2 separate regions of the Homo sapiens genome follow, and region 1 is linked to region 2. A link is a contact called in ENCODE Hi-C or POLR2A ChIA-PET data. All regions are on one chromosome and are shown on one strand. Each heading gives the region's core, a stretch centred on a gene start or an enhancer-like site at or near the end of the contact. The rest is flanking DNA. Distances are from core to core; before and after follow the strand shown. Region 1 holds the start of MMP23B (matrix metallopeptidase 23B). Region 2 holds the start of TMEM52 (transmembrane protein 52).

Region 1 (5,576 bases), core at 771-3,270, 290 kb before region 2:
ACCCACCCCGCCAGCCCCCCTTGCAGGTCACAACCCGTCCCAGGTGACACCCCGCCCCCAGCCTCGCCCCCCCGCAGCTCCCTGCTCCCCGCATTCCCCCACCCGGCCTCCCAGCTCACACCCGTCCCCCACCCCGCAGACGGCTCTGAGGTGGCGAGCGCCGCCCCCGCCCCCGGCCCGCCGCGCCAGCTGGTGGAGGAGCTGCAGAGCCGCTACCGGCAGATGGAGGAACGCATCACCTGCCCCATCTGCATCGACAGCCACATCCGCCTCGTGTTCCAGTGCGGCCACGGCGCATGCGCCCCCTGCGGCTCCGCGCTCAGCGCCTGCCCCATCTGCCGCCAGCCCATCCGCGACCGCATCCAGATCTTCGTGTGAGCCGCGCCGTCCGCCGCGCCCGAGCTGCCTTCGCGTGCCCCCGCCCTGTGTTTTATAAAAAGAAAGATTCTCGGACGTTGCCTCTGCTGTCTGCCTGGGGGACCGGGCGCCTCTGGGGTCCTCCCCTCGGGACACGCGGGCGAGCCTGGGGGCGAGGGGGGGGGGGCCCTTCCCTGGGTCCGCCCCGCCCGCCCCAGGCTCTCGGGTCCAGACTCCCGCCCGGACTGCGGCCTTCGGGCCAGGACACCCTCCAGGCGCGGGCACGGCCGCCTCCCGCCCCCCAGGCCCGGGTCCGACGGGGCGGGGACTCCTGTGTCTGCCCCCGGGCCCCCCTCGCTCTTCCGTCCTGGGGGCGGCCGCGGGGACTCGCGCTCTGATCCAAGGGGCCCGACACTCCCCAGGGCTGTGGGGTCCCGTCCCAGCAGGGAGTTAGTTGGGGGGCGTCCCAGGCAGGGTCTGGGGGCCGGGCGCACGCAGGCGGGGTGACGAGCTGGGGGGGCGGGGGGCGGTGTCGGAGCAAATACGGCGGCCAGGCCCAGCCTCTCGCGCTTTCCAAGAACCGCCCGCGGCCGCCGCCAGCTGCTTGGCGCTGACCCCGTTGGCCGGGCTGCCGTCACCCTGGGCCCGACGCCGGCGCGGAAAACGGGGAGGGACGAGACAGACACAGGCCGGTCTGGCTCGGAATCTCCTGCTCCTCTGCCCAATCCCCCACCCCCGCCCCGCGGGACGCCGGTGCCCGGTCTCGGTCCCAGCCCAGAGCCGCTCGCGCCTGGACGCCGGCCGCCCCGTCGAACCTTTGGGTCTCCGAGCTCCCCGCCCCCGCCCCCAATCAGGACCGGTCCAGACCTCCAGGCCCGGCGCTTAGCTCCGTTTCCCGTCCCTCCCGTCTCCCTCTCCCCTTTGCTGGGGCCTAGCCGGGGATTTAGGAGCCACACACCCTCCACCTCACGCGCTACCCTCCACGGGGCTTCCCGCAGCCAGGGCCCGCCCCTTCCCGGCTCCCCGGGAGACCCTGGCAAGTTCCCTCCCTCCGCCCCGCAACCTGGCACCCTCCGCGGCCCTTGCCTACCCACGCACCCCCTCCCCGCCTCCCCCTCCACCGCCCCATACTCACTGCCACGTCCCCATCCGGCCATCCCCTCCCAGCTCTCGGGGACACTGTCAGGCGAGCGACGCGTCTCCTGCGGCCCAGCTCAGCTGCCTGGGCCAGGATGGAGACTCCGCTCATGTGGGGCTCAGGGGTTTTTTGAGGATTCCATTTGGGAAAAAAGCCACCAGATCACTCACTGCCCAGCAGTGGGGGCTTGGGGACCCCCACTGCTACCCTTTCCTAAGCGGGAGCCCTGGCGCTGCCCTTCCCGGGCTGCCTGGGGCCCTCTTCGCTCCCCCCTCCGAGGACCCCGCCCAGCAGGCCATGCCCAGGCCTCTGCCCCTGGCCCACGGGACGCGGGTCCCCATGCCCCCGGCTGGAGACAGCAGGCAGCTCGGCCAACGGACGGGCCAGCTGGTTCCCTTCAGGGGCAGCCTTGCCCCCTCTCCCGCCCCGTCTCCCTCCCCCCCACCACACCGGGCTGTAACCCGAGCCGCCGAGCCACTGCCTCCCCTCCGGATCCTCCCCGGAGGCTCTGCGGCCCGGGCCCCCGCGCCTTGCTGCCCCATGCAGCCCTGAGCCCCACAGCAAGTCTGCCATGGGCCGCGGGGCCCGTGTCCCCTCGGAGGCCCCGGGGGCAGGCGTCGAGCGCCGCTGGCTTGGAGCCGCGCTGGTCGCCCTGTGCCTCCTCCCCGCGCTGGTGCTGCTGGCCCGGCTGGGGGCCCCGGCGGTGCCGGCCTGGAGCGCAGCGCAGGTGAGCGGCGGGGGGGAGGCCAGGTGCCGGGTTGGGGGGGTCCTCACGTCTGTGGGTCTGGTCTATCGGGGGGCCCGCAGGACGTGTGCGGGGTGTGCGGGGTGTTTGAGGGTCCGGATGTGCGTCCCGAGGTCGGAGGGTTGGACGCCCCTGTGTCCAGTTGTTGGGAGGGGTGGGAGGCCTCGCCCTGCTGTTCAGCCCCTTCCCCTCCACTGGGCCGCGTTCCCAGGGACGTGCAACAGGGCGCTCAGGTTAGGAGACCCGAAACCACAGGCAGACAGGACCCGCCACGCCCGCTCCCAGCCCTGGGCACCCCCACCCCCGTTTCCTTCCAGTCCATTTTCCGCGGCAGTTTTTGGTCCTGGGGACCGTCACCGATGCCTCCCACGCACGCTTTCTTCCCTGAAGGGAGACGTCGCTGCGCTGGGCCTCTCGGCGGTCCCCCCCACCCGGGTCCCGGGCCCACTGGCCCCCCGCAGACGCCGCTACACGCTGACTCCAGCCAGGCTGCGCTGGGACCACTTCAACCTCACCTACAGGTGCGCCCTGGCTGGGCCCCGGGGGAGGGGGCGCGGCCGGCGCCCGCTGAGCTCACTCTCCCTGCAGGATCCTCTCCTTCCCGCGGAACCTGCTGAGCCCGCGGGAGACGCGGCGGGCCCTAGCTGCCGCCTTCCGCATGTGGAGCGACGTGTCCCCCTTCAGCTTCCGCGAGGTGGCCCCCGAGCAGCCCAGCGACCTCCGGATAGGTGGGCGCCCGCCCCCGCCCCGGCCCGGCCCTGCGCGCCCGGCCTCTCAGCCCCGTGCTCCCCCCAGGCTTCTACCCGATCAACCACACGGACTGCCTGGTCTCCGCGCTGCACCACTGCTTCGACGGCCCCACGGGGGAGCTGGCCCACGCCTTCTTCCCCCCGCACGGCGGCATCCACTTCGACGACAGCGAGTACTGGGTCCTGGGCCCCACGCGCTACAGCTGGAAGAAAGGTGACCGTCCAGGCTGGCCTCCTGGAGGCCTCTCCTCTGCAGCACAGTGGGCTGCCGCGGTCGGGCTTTGGGGCAGACGGCAGGAGGGACCTTCCGGGGTGGTGGCTGCCACTGGAGTCTAGCAGGCAAGGAGGGGAGCCCGTGGGAGCCCCCATCCCGGCAGCCCTGAACTCCCTTTCCCATCCCCCTGCGCCTCTGGAGCGGGAGCTGGAGCTGCATTCCTGGGGGCCGAGCTCACCGCCTGGGCCCAGAACATTCTTATCTTTCCGTGGCTGCGGCCGAGGGCGGCTCCGCGGCTGCGCTCCAGCAGATACACCGGGCCTCGGGGAGCTGGCCCACGGGCGGCGGGGCTGGGCCCGGGGCTCCCAGGCGCTGACCCCCGGGGCCCGCAGGCGTGTGGCTCACGGACCTGGTGCACGTGGCGGCCCACGAGATCGGCCACGCGCTGGGCCTGATGCACTCACAACACGGCCGGGCGCTCATGCACCTGAACGCCACGCTGCGCGGCTGGAAGGCGTTGTCCCAGGACGAGCTGTGGGGGCTGCACCGGCTCTACGGTGAGTCCCTTTGTCGGGCGGGAGGGCGGGGACCGGGCGGTCCTGAGCCAGGCCGTGCTCCCCACGCTCCCGATAGGATGCCTCGACAGGCTGTTCGTGTGCGCGTCCTGGGCGCGGAGGGGCTTCTGCGACGCTCGCCGGCGGCTCATGAAGAGGCTCTGCCCCAGCAGCTGCGACTTCTGCTACGGTGATGCCCACGGGGCCGGGACAGGGCTGCGTGGGAGCTGGGCCTTGGCCATGGTCGGGGCTGAGGGGGCACTGACGGGGCTCTTTCCCCCACCCGGAGCAGAATTCCCCTTCCCCACGGTGGCCACCACCCCACCGCCCCCCAGGACCAAAACCAGGCTGGTGCCCGAGGGCAGGAACGTGACCTTCCGCTGCGGCCAGAAGATCCTCCACAAGAAAGGGAAAGTGTAGTGAGTGAGCGCCCCGGGCGGTCCTCGGGGTGGGCAGCCCGCGGGCGGCCTTGGGGCAGGGGTGCGGGGCAGGCAGCCGGGGGGGGGGCTGTGCCTGCAGGAGACGCCCCGCCCCCCTGCAGCTGGTACAAGGACCAGGAGCCCCTGGAGTTCTCCTACCCCGGCTACCTGGCCCTGGGCGAGGCGCACCTGAGCATCATCGCCAACGCCGTCAATGAGGGCACCTACACCTGCGTGGTGCGCCGCCAGCAGCGCGTGCTGACCACCTACTCCTGGCGAGTCCGTGTGCGGGGCTGAGCCCGGCTGATAAAGCACTTTCTCTCTGATGGCTCCTCGCTCATTCTTGGGAGGGCAGCGGGCAGCCAGTCTGGGCAGGTGGACACCCCAGCCCCTGGTCCACCGAGAGCTGGGCGTCCTCGGGGCTGGGCACCCCTGCTTCCCCGCACAGCGGACAACAGGTACAGCACAGGACGGGACGGGCTTTGCTAAGGTGGCCCCTGGGAAAGTGGGATAAGCGGAGGCCCCAGTGACAGGGGCAGCACGTGGAGCAGCACCTGGGGTAGCCCCAGAAGCCTGGGTTCTGTCTAGGACTTGCTCAGAGCTGGGGGAGGGAGGCAAAGGGGGCTTCCTGAAAGATGTGGCTGGGATGGGCCTCCAGGATCTTCTGCAAGGAGATGTGGGTGGGGGCTGGGAGGACTGGCACAGGGTGGGGGACCACCTTGCCAGAGTGGAGGCCCCCCAGGAGGTAGGAGCTCCCCTCCTGCCTGGGGAAGACACTGGCCCACATGGGGTCAGAGGCCACAGCCGCCCACCCCACCCTCTTCCCCTAGAGCCCGGTGGTCTGCGACTCCCCTCCCACACATGGTCCCGGGTCACTCAAAGGACGACACGGGGAGCTTTCCTCGAAGAATATTTTAATACATTTTAAAACTCAACAACCTTGTATAAAAACCTGTCGAGTCTGCTGGCACAGCTGGGGCTGGGGGTTGGGGGCCGGGGGCCTGTGTGGACAGGGCTGGTCTGGACGAGTGGGTTGGGGCAAGAGGGCATCGCTCATCCCAACACAGAAACAGGTCTCCAGCTCCGAAGATTAAACAATCCACCCGGCTCCCACCAGTTCCTTTCCAAATCACGGCCCAGCCAGCCCCGTGCGTGTCGAGAGTGGGAGAGGGTGTGTGGAGGTTTGTGCTGCCCCACGTGGGCACCCGAAGATGTCCACCCTCTCCGCCCTGGGCAAGTCACGGAGAAAACACAGCTCTTTCCTCCACAACAAGGAAAATGATTTAATTCTACAAATTTACAAACCAAAATACAAAAACAAAACATGGAGCACAAAGTAAGACGAGGAGTTCCGAGTCTCATCGCAGCTCCAGCCGCAGTAGCCACGCCTGTGGTCCCGG
Region 2 (6,285 bases), core at 2,394-4,893:
GCCCAGCTAAAACTCAGCTGCCACCACTGCCCCAGCACTCTGCCCACAGCAGCCCTGGTGTCACCACCCTGCAGAATCCTGTCAGACAACCACCGACATGGTAAGGCTGCTCTCTGTGCCCGATGGAGTCTCTGGTGGGCTGGCTGGGTAGGTTGAGCTGGAACCTGGAGGTGCAATGACCTGCCACGGAGCCTGGGCAGGAAGGGGCTGAGGTAGAAGAGGGGGCCAAGCCCTGCTGCCACCAACACAGCCCTTGTTCCGGGGCCAGGGTGGAGCAGCCCTTTCTGAAAGCTGGCTCCCAGATGGGCAGCAGCAGTGGTGGCAGGCAGGTGTGGCCCGGTGCTGGACTCTCCCTCCGGAATGCCACACAGGCTGGAGCCCAGGGTTCTGCTTCCTGGGCTGTATCCCAATCCTGGGCTGGAAGCCTTTCCCGGGCCAGGGCTGGGCTCCTCCCCACCCTGCTCTCGGCTTCCTTCACCTGCCTCACCTGGTGTCCATTGCCAGGCTCCAGGGCCGCTGCCTGGCCCGCCTGGCCCTGCAGCTGCTGCTGTTCCCTCGCACGCTGGCTCCTGCCTGTCTGGCCCTTGCCCCTGTTAGCTGCCTGGCAGAGCCCTGCTGGCCCTGCAAACCCCTGGCGTGTGACCCCTTGTCCTGGAAGCCTGCTCTCCGCTGGGGGCCTCCTCTCTTACCACTCACCTTGAAAGGCTGCCAATGGAGGAATGGGTGCAGGGGGTACCTCTGACCCTTCCCTGGACACAGGGGCAGAAGGGGCTCCTGGTCAGGCCGGTGCGGGTGTCCCCTGCAGACAGAGCGCCTGTCGGCTGAGCAGATCAAGGAGTACAAGGGAGTCTTTGAGATGTTCGACGAAGAGGGCAACGGGGAGGTGAAGACGGGGGAGCTGGAGTGGCTCATGAGCCTGCTGGGTATCAACCCCACCAAGAGTGAGCTGGCCTCAATGGCCAAGGATGTGGACAGAGACAGTGAGCTCATGGCTGGAGTGGGGTGGGCAGCCTCGGGGGGGCCCTGGGTCAGGTGTCAGTGCCTACGGGGGGAAGAGGCAAAGCCCATGGGGAGTGCTGTGCCCCATCCCTTGAGCCCCAGCTGTGCCCCTTGCAGACAAAGGGTTCTTCAACTGCGATGGTTTCCTGGCACTAATGGGAGTTTACCATGAGAAGGCCCAGAACCAGGAGAGCGAGCTGAGGGCGGCATTCCGTGTCTTTGACAAAGAGGGCAAGGGCTACATTGACTGGAACACACTCAAGTAGGGCCCGGGTTGGGGGCGGGTGGTGGGCGGGCACGGGCAGGGCCGATGGAGTGGCTCAGCGCCAGGCCCCGTAGGTACGTGCTAATGAACGCAGGGGAGCCCCTCAACGAGGTGGAGGCGGAGCAGATGATGAAGGAGGCCGACAAGGATGGGGACAGGACCATCGACTATGAGGGTGAGTGGCCTGGAGCCCTGGGAGCCGTTGGCTGGGCCGGGGCAAGCTGCTGACCTGCCCCTCTGTTCCCAGAGTTTGTGGCCATGATGACGGGGGAGTCCTTCAAGCTGATCCAGTAGGTGCAGCTGCCGCAGCCGGGGGAGGCCTGCCCGGGAAGGCTGCTGCCCCTGCCCCCTGGCCCCCACTCCCCCGGCTCCGTGTAAAATAAATGTTCCAGCCCAACCTGTGTGTGCCTCACTGTCCCAGCCTGGGTTGGGGGGCAACAGGCAAAGGCGTGGGGCTGGAGAAGGAAAAGAGTTTTCCTGGCCCAGTCACAGAAACAGCCCCAGTCATTTCTGCCACGACACCTGACACCACCCATTGCCCAGCTCAGGGCTAGGAATGCCAGCCTGAAACCTGGACTGGGTACAGGCCGGGGACCACACGCTCGCCCTTCCTGCTTGCACTGGGGGTTGGCTGCCCAAGGGTTCCTCCCAGAGCCCTGGAGTCCCAGAGTCCTTCCCACATAGGCAGAGACCACTTAAATACAAACTTTATTCTCTCTCCAAGAAGATGCAGACGTCACAGGTGGCCCTGAGCTCCCACCCGAGGCTTAGGCCCAAGGGGCCTCTTCCAGGCTGAGGGCCTGCTGGGGCTGGGCCAGGGGCTGAGGCTGAAAGCAGCAGCCTGCCTAGTGGGTGACGCCAGGGGCCGGTGTAACATGGCACCGAGGTTGGGGCCACAGCAATGTGTGGGACGGTGGGGTGGGCTGGGGCCCTTGGCTCCAAGCATTAGTTCTCCAAGCTCTGGTCCGTTCTCCTACCTCCTTCAAGGGGCACCAGGGCTACAAGGTGGTAGTTGAGTATTGGGGCCCGACTCCTGGGGCACTGGAGTGGTCTCTAGGCCCGAGGCCCCAAGGAGAGGGCTGGGTTTCTGGGAGAGTGCTGGTCCTTCCTCTCTGGGCTTGGCCATCTTGACAGCTTCATCGTAGGAGGGTGGAGGCTCCGGGGTGTACAGGCTGTAGGCAGGAGGAGCCATGGAGTCCAGGTCCAGCTCCCCAAAGGGCAGGGGCAACCGCATGCCCAGTGGGTACTGCACGGAGCTGTAGGCTGCAGGGAACCAGAGTGGGTTCGTGGAGGCGGGCTTGGCATTTACCCCCGCCATCTCCACCCTCAACTGGCGGGCCCCTAGGCACTCACAGGTCACAGTGCTGTGTACAGGGCTGTCACTGTCCATAGGGATGACTGCCACGTCGCAGGGCTGCCGTGCTGGTGGCAGATGTGGCTGGGCCTGTGCCTGCTTCCGGAGGCAGCAGAACCGGACACAACCAGCTGTGACACCACACAGCAGAAGCAGGAGGACCGCCAGCAGGATGAGCCTAGGAGAGCAAGGCTCTACCACTGGACTGACCCTCGGCCACCGGGCACCTGCACCCTGGGGAATGTCGTGGCACAACCACCGAAGACAGGTTAACAGGATAAAAAGCAGACAATGTCTCTCCATGTCGGAGACCGCCGTGGCCAGAGCCTGGCCTCGGGCTGCTGGGCCTGCCCTGGCTATCTCTCCTGGGCTGGCCAGGGGTGGCCTTGGGCTCACTCCCAGGACTCGCTGTCCTCAGCGAGTGCCCCACTGCTGAGCGGGATCGTAGGGGACTCCCGCGGAGGCCAGGCGGGAGAGGTGGGAGGGAAGGTCCTGCTTGCTCCAGGTCAGTTCCCGCCAGCGGCCGGGACTGGGCGACAGCGGAGGCGGCCTGGTGAGGTAAGGGCCTGGCGGGCCTGGCCCCGGTGACCCCCGCCCCAGAACCGTCGGACGCACGGCTCCGCCGCGGCCTCCACTTACCCCACGTGCCACAGGCTGCTCCAGCGGGCCTGGGGCGGGCACCTGTGGGGACGGCGGCACCTGGAGCAGGCGGGGCATGGGACGGCCGACCTCGCCACCCGTGCCTCCCCATAGGGCGGGGCCAGGCCCCGGCTCCCTCCCCCCCGACTTACTGGTCCGAGGGGTCGCAGCTGCCGTCCGCGAAGCCCAGCGCCACCTGTGGGGACAAGGGTGAGCCCGGGAGGGGCGTGGTCCGAGCAGGGACCCGCCCCGCGGTGGCCGAACCGAGAGAGAACGCCGCCCGACCCACCTGCGGCAGCGGCAGGAGCGGCAGGAGCGGCAGGAGCGGCAGCAGCAGCCGCAGTCCGCGGGCGGCCAGCGGCCCCCGGGCCATGCTCTGAGGAGGTTGGAGCAAAGCCCGGCGGCGCGGCTTTATGGGGCCCCGCCCACCACAGGACACACCCACCACATGACACGCCCACAGAACGCCCGCTCAGAGTAAACCCCGCCCACCGGGCCCCGCTGGCCGCAGGCCCCGCCCACAGGCGCACACGCCTACTGGACGCCCCACGCAGGGTAAACCCCGCCCTCCGGGCACCGCCCAGAGCAAACCGCGTTCGTCGCAGGCCTCGCCCACAGGACGCCTCACGCAGCATAAACCCCGCCCACTGGGCCCCGCCCAGTGCAAGCCTTGTTCGCCGCAGGCCCCGCCCACAGGAGCCCTCGCCCACGAGACGCCCCCATTCGCTGGGCCTCCACTCAATGCAAACCCCGCCCACTGGCCCCATGCCCAACGTAAGCCTCGCCCACCATACCCCGCTCAGCGCAATCCCCTCCCACTGGGCCACGCCCAACGTGTTCAGAGGGCTTGTCCGCCACAAGCCCTACCCCGCAGCTCCACCTGGCCCAGACTCGTGAGGCGACGGTGGGTCTCGTCCTCAGCCCGGGCACGGCGCCTTAACCTCGGCCGAGCGTGGCCTGCTCTGCTGCTGGTCTGGGCGTGGCCCGGGGACCCTCGGGAGCTGGCCTGGAAAGTCGTGGCTGCCTTGGGTGTGGTCCCTCGGGTCCAGTCTCGCAGGCGGGCTCCAGGTGGACTGTAGGGTAACGCCACCAAGATGCTGGGCATCCCGAACTTGGTGTTTGGACACTTGATTGTGGACCTGCGCTGCAGGCGCTGTCTGGGGGCTGGCCCAGGGGGCTGGAGCCTGGCCCTGGCTCTGGGCTGTTGAGGCGCTGGGTGCAGACCACTTTCCCAAAGCACTTGGCCTTGGGGGCCATGCCCCACCTGGGGAATGTGACCTCCATTCCCGAGGGCCACAGGGAGCCCAGTGCCCTTCCCTCAGCCTGCAATGTCTGCTGCTCCCTGTGCAGGGGCAGGCCTGGGGCCATTTCTTCCAGGGGGACCCCAGACCCTTATCCCTCTGCCACCAGGCCAGGGGCCCTGTTAGGCTCTTGGTGCCCTCTGCTCCCCGTGGGACCAACAGCACACCGTCTCTCTGGTGGTCAGGCTAAGGGAGGTGGTCAGCACAGCAAGGGGCAGGGTCCATCTTACTGCAGGAGGGGCATGCACCCCTTGCTCAGAACTGTTCCACATGTGGGCGCTGCTCAGTGTCCCCCACCCCTACCACAAGGGCAGTGACCCTGGAGGGCAGGGCCTCCTCTGCGTGGCTCTTCTGCCCATACCTGCCCCTTCACTGCATCACTCCTTCCACTGTTGGGCTCTGCCTGAAGTTGCCTTTCACCTCCCAAGGCCTGTGCCACGGTCCTCAAGGGCCCTTCCTGCCTGCCCAGCTCCCCCAGCCCCTGGCCCTTCTTCCTGCCACATTGACTGCACTGGTCGTGGAGGCCCAGCACGGGAGTGGGAATGGGAGTGCATGTGCACAGCACAGCCTGAGGCCACAGCCCCGAGTTCCGGAAGGTGTGGGCACGGCCCCCACGCAGGAGCTGGGCGGGCCTCGCCACTCAGTACCAGAGGCCTGCCAGCAGGAGAGTCGGGTCAGGGTTTAGAAGAGAGGGGCCTATTCAGGAAACATTGCCATCCAGTAGCACCTCCTCCTGCGGCCGGGGCCTGGCCTGGACCTGGCGGAACCTGCCTTCCCCTCCCATCTGGTGTGGCGCAAGCTTGAGCCATGGTGGGTCGGCCGCAGGAAGGGCAGCAAGGGACCCATTGGACAGAAATCCTGCAAAACGCCACTGCGGGGTCAATGTCACTGGCTTGAAGTTTGGGGCAATGGCAAGTTCCTAGGCACTGTGGGCCCTGGGGGGCTGGGGGTGAGGGCAGGCAGCTCAAGACCGGCGTCCCTGAGGCCTGTGCCCAGGAAAGCTCCCAGAAGCACCATCTGCTCCCCCGACCCGGCCAGGGAAGGCTGCGTACAGTCTGCTGGTGGCTGCTGGTTGGGGTGGCACAGTGGGTGTGCTGCACTGACAGGAGGGCCAGGCTGGGTGGGCTCTGTGGGGACAGCGTCCAACAAGCCAGACTCCAGAGGGCAGGGTTGGGGTGCAGGCACCACTCTGAGCTTCAGGAGCATCTCACGGGCTGCGAGGGGTCTTCTCTGTTGAAGGGTGGGTCAGAGCCCAGAAAGCCGAGCCCAGACTTATCTCAGACAAATAGAGACTTCAGTGCAGGAGCTGGGCCTCACCTGGCCCCTGCTGGGTGGAGGGGAGGGCATGAGTAGGCTGGGGGGTCCCCACCGTCTGCTCACCTTTGCTTGGGGTCATCCGGGGTCCTGGAACTTGGGAAAAGTCTGGAGGTTCCCGGGGCCTGCCCTGGGCTTTGCAGCCCTGCCCTCCCCACCACCCAGGCCCCTCGGTTCTGGGTCAGCCTCAGCTCTAGCTGTACCCCGGCCCTCTGGGCTGCCTGCTGCTGCTCAGGGTGCCAGGCTTGGGGGCTCTCCTTGAATTTGGGTCAGGGTGGCCTCCCCACAGGTGTCCTGCAGGATGGCCCCACTCTAGGAGGCCCTTGCCAGGCAAAGCGGGTGTCATGGCTGTGAGGGGAGGGGCTGCTTCCCCAGGGCTCTGTCCCCACCTCCCATTCTGTGCTCACCCCAGG

Evidence for each region. Hi-C counts contacts between places; a loop is a spot of excess contacts on that map. ChIA-PET counts read pairs that join two places held with the same protein, here RNA polymerase II (POLR2A). Pooled maps may share reads with other maps.
Region 1: a loop to region 2 is called in a pooled map, with 8 times the contacts of the local background. The contact joins the promoter of MMP23B here to the promoter of TMEM52 in region 2. A Hi-C loop is called at or near these places in 1 of 168 maps with a recorded cell type or tissue (CD8-positive, alpha-beta T cell), 3 of 37 single-sample maps with no recorded cell type and 6 of 50 pooled maps. POLR2A ChIA-PET finds 5 or more read pairs at or near these places in 3 of 52 experiments (B cell, activated B cell and activated CD8-positive, alpha-beta memory T cell).

What each region holds. Positions count from the first base shown.
Region 1 is chr1:1,630,153-1,635,728 of GRCh38, forward strand. MMP23B (matrix metallopeptidase 23B) reads left to right here and starts at 2,021. Exons shown (of 8, transcript NM_006983.2): 1 at 2,021-2,222; 2 at 2,631-2,761; 3 at 2,829-2,968; 4 at 3,036-3,203; 5 at 3,596-3,760; 6 at 3,837-3,947; 7 at 4,050-4,176; 8 at 4,299-4,502. The coding sequence starts at 2,067. The coding sequence ends at 4,473. LOC124903821 (a long non-coding RNA gene) reads right to left here and starts at 1,634. Exons shown (of 3, transcript XR_007065352.1): 1 at 1,493-1,634; 2 at 1-423. MIB2 (MIB E3 ubiquitin protein ligase 2) reads left to right here. Exons shown (of 20, transcript NM_001170687.4): 20 at 140-453. The coding sequence ends at 378. It overlaps CDK11B (cyclin dependent kinase 11B), which reads right to left. Exons shown (of 20, transcript NM_033486.3): 20 at 5,073-5,576. RefSeq lists enhancers at 64-627, 2,728-3,539 and silencers at 75-324, 425-574.
Region 2 is chr1:1,915,636-1,921,920 of GRCh38, forward strand. It overlaps TMEM52 (transmembrane protein 52), which reads right to left and starts at 3,644. Exons shown (of 5, transcript NM_178545.4): 1 at 3,547-3,644; 2 at 3,410-3,453; 3 at 3,258-3,299; 4 at 2,618-2,796; 5 at 1,956-2,527. The coding sequence starts at 3,630. The coding sequence ends at 2,247. It overlaps CALML6 (calmodulin like 6), which reads left to right. Exons shown (of 6, transcript NM_138705.4): 2 at 50-100; 3 at 806-980; 4 at 1,117-1,261; 5 at 1,339-1,439; 6 at 1,512-1,661. The coding sequence ends at 1,558. RefSeq lists enhancers at 2,961-3,762, 3,822-4,415, 4,416-5,008 and a silencer at 3,241-3,880.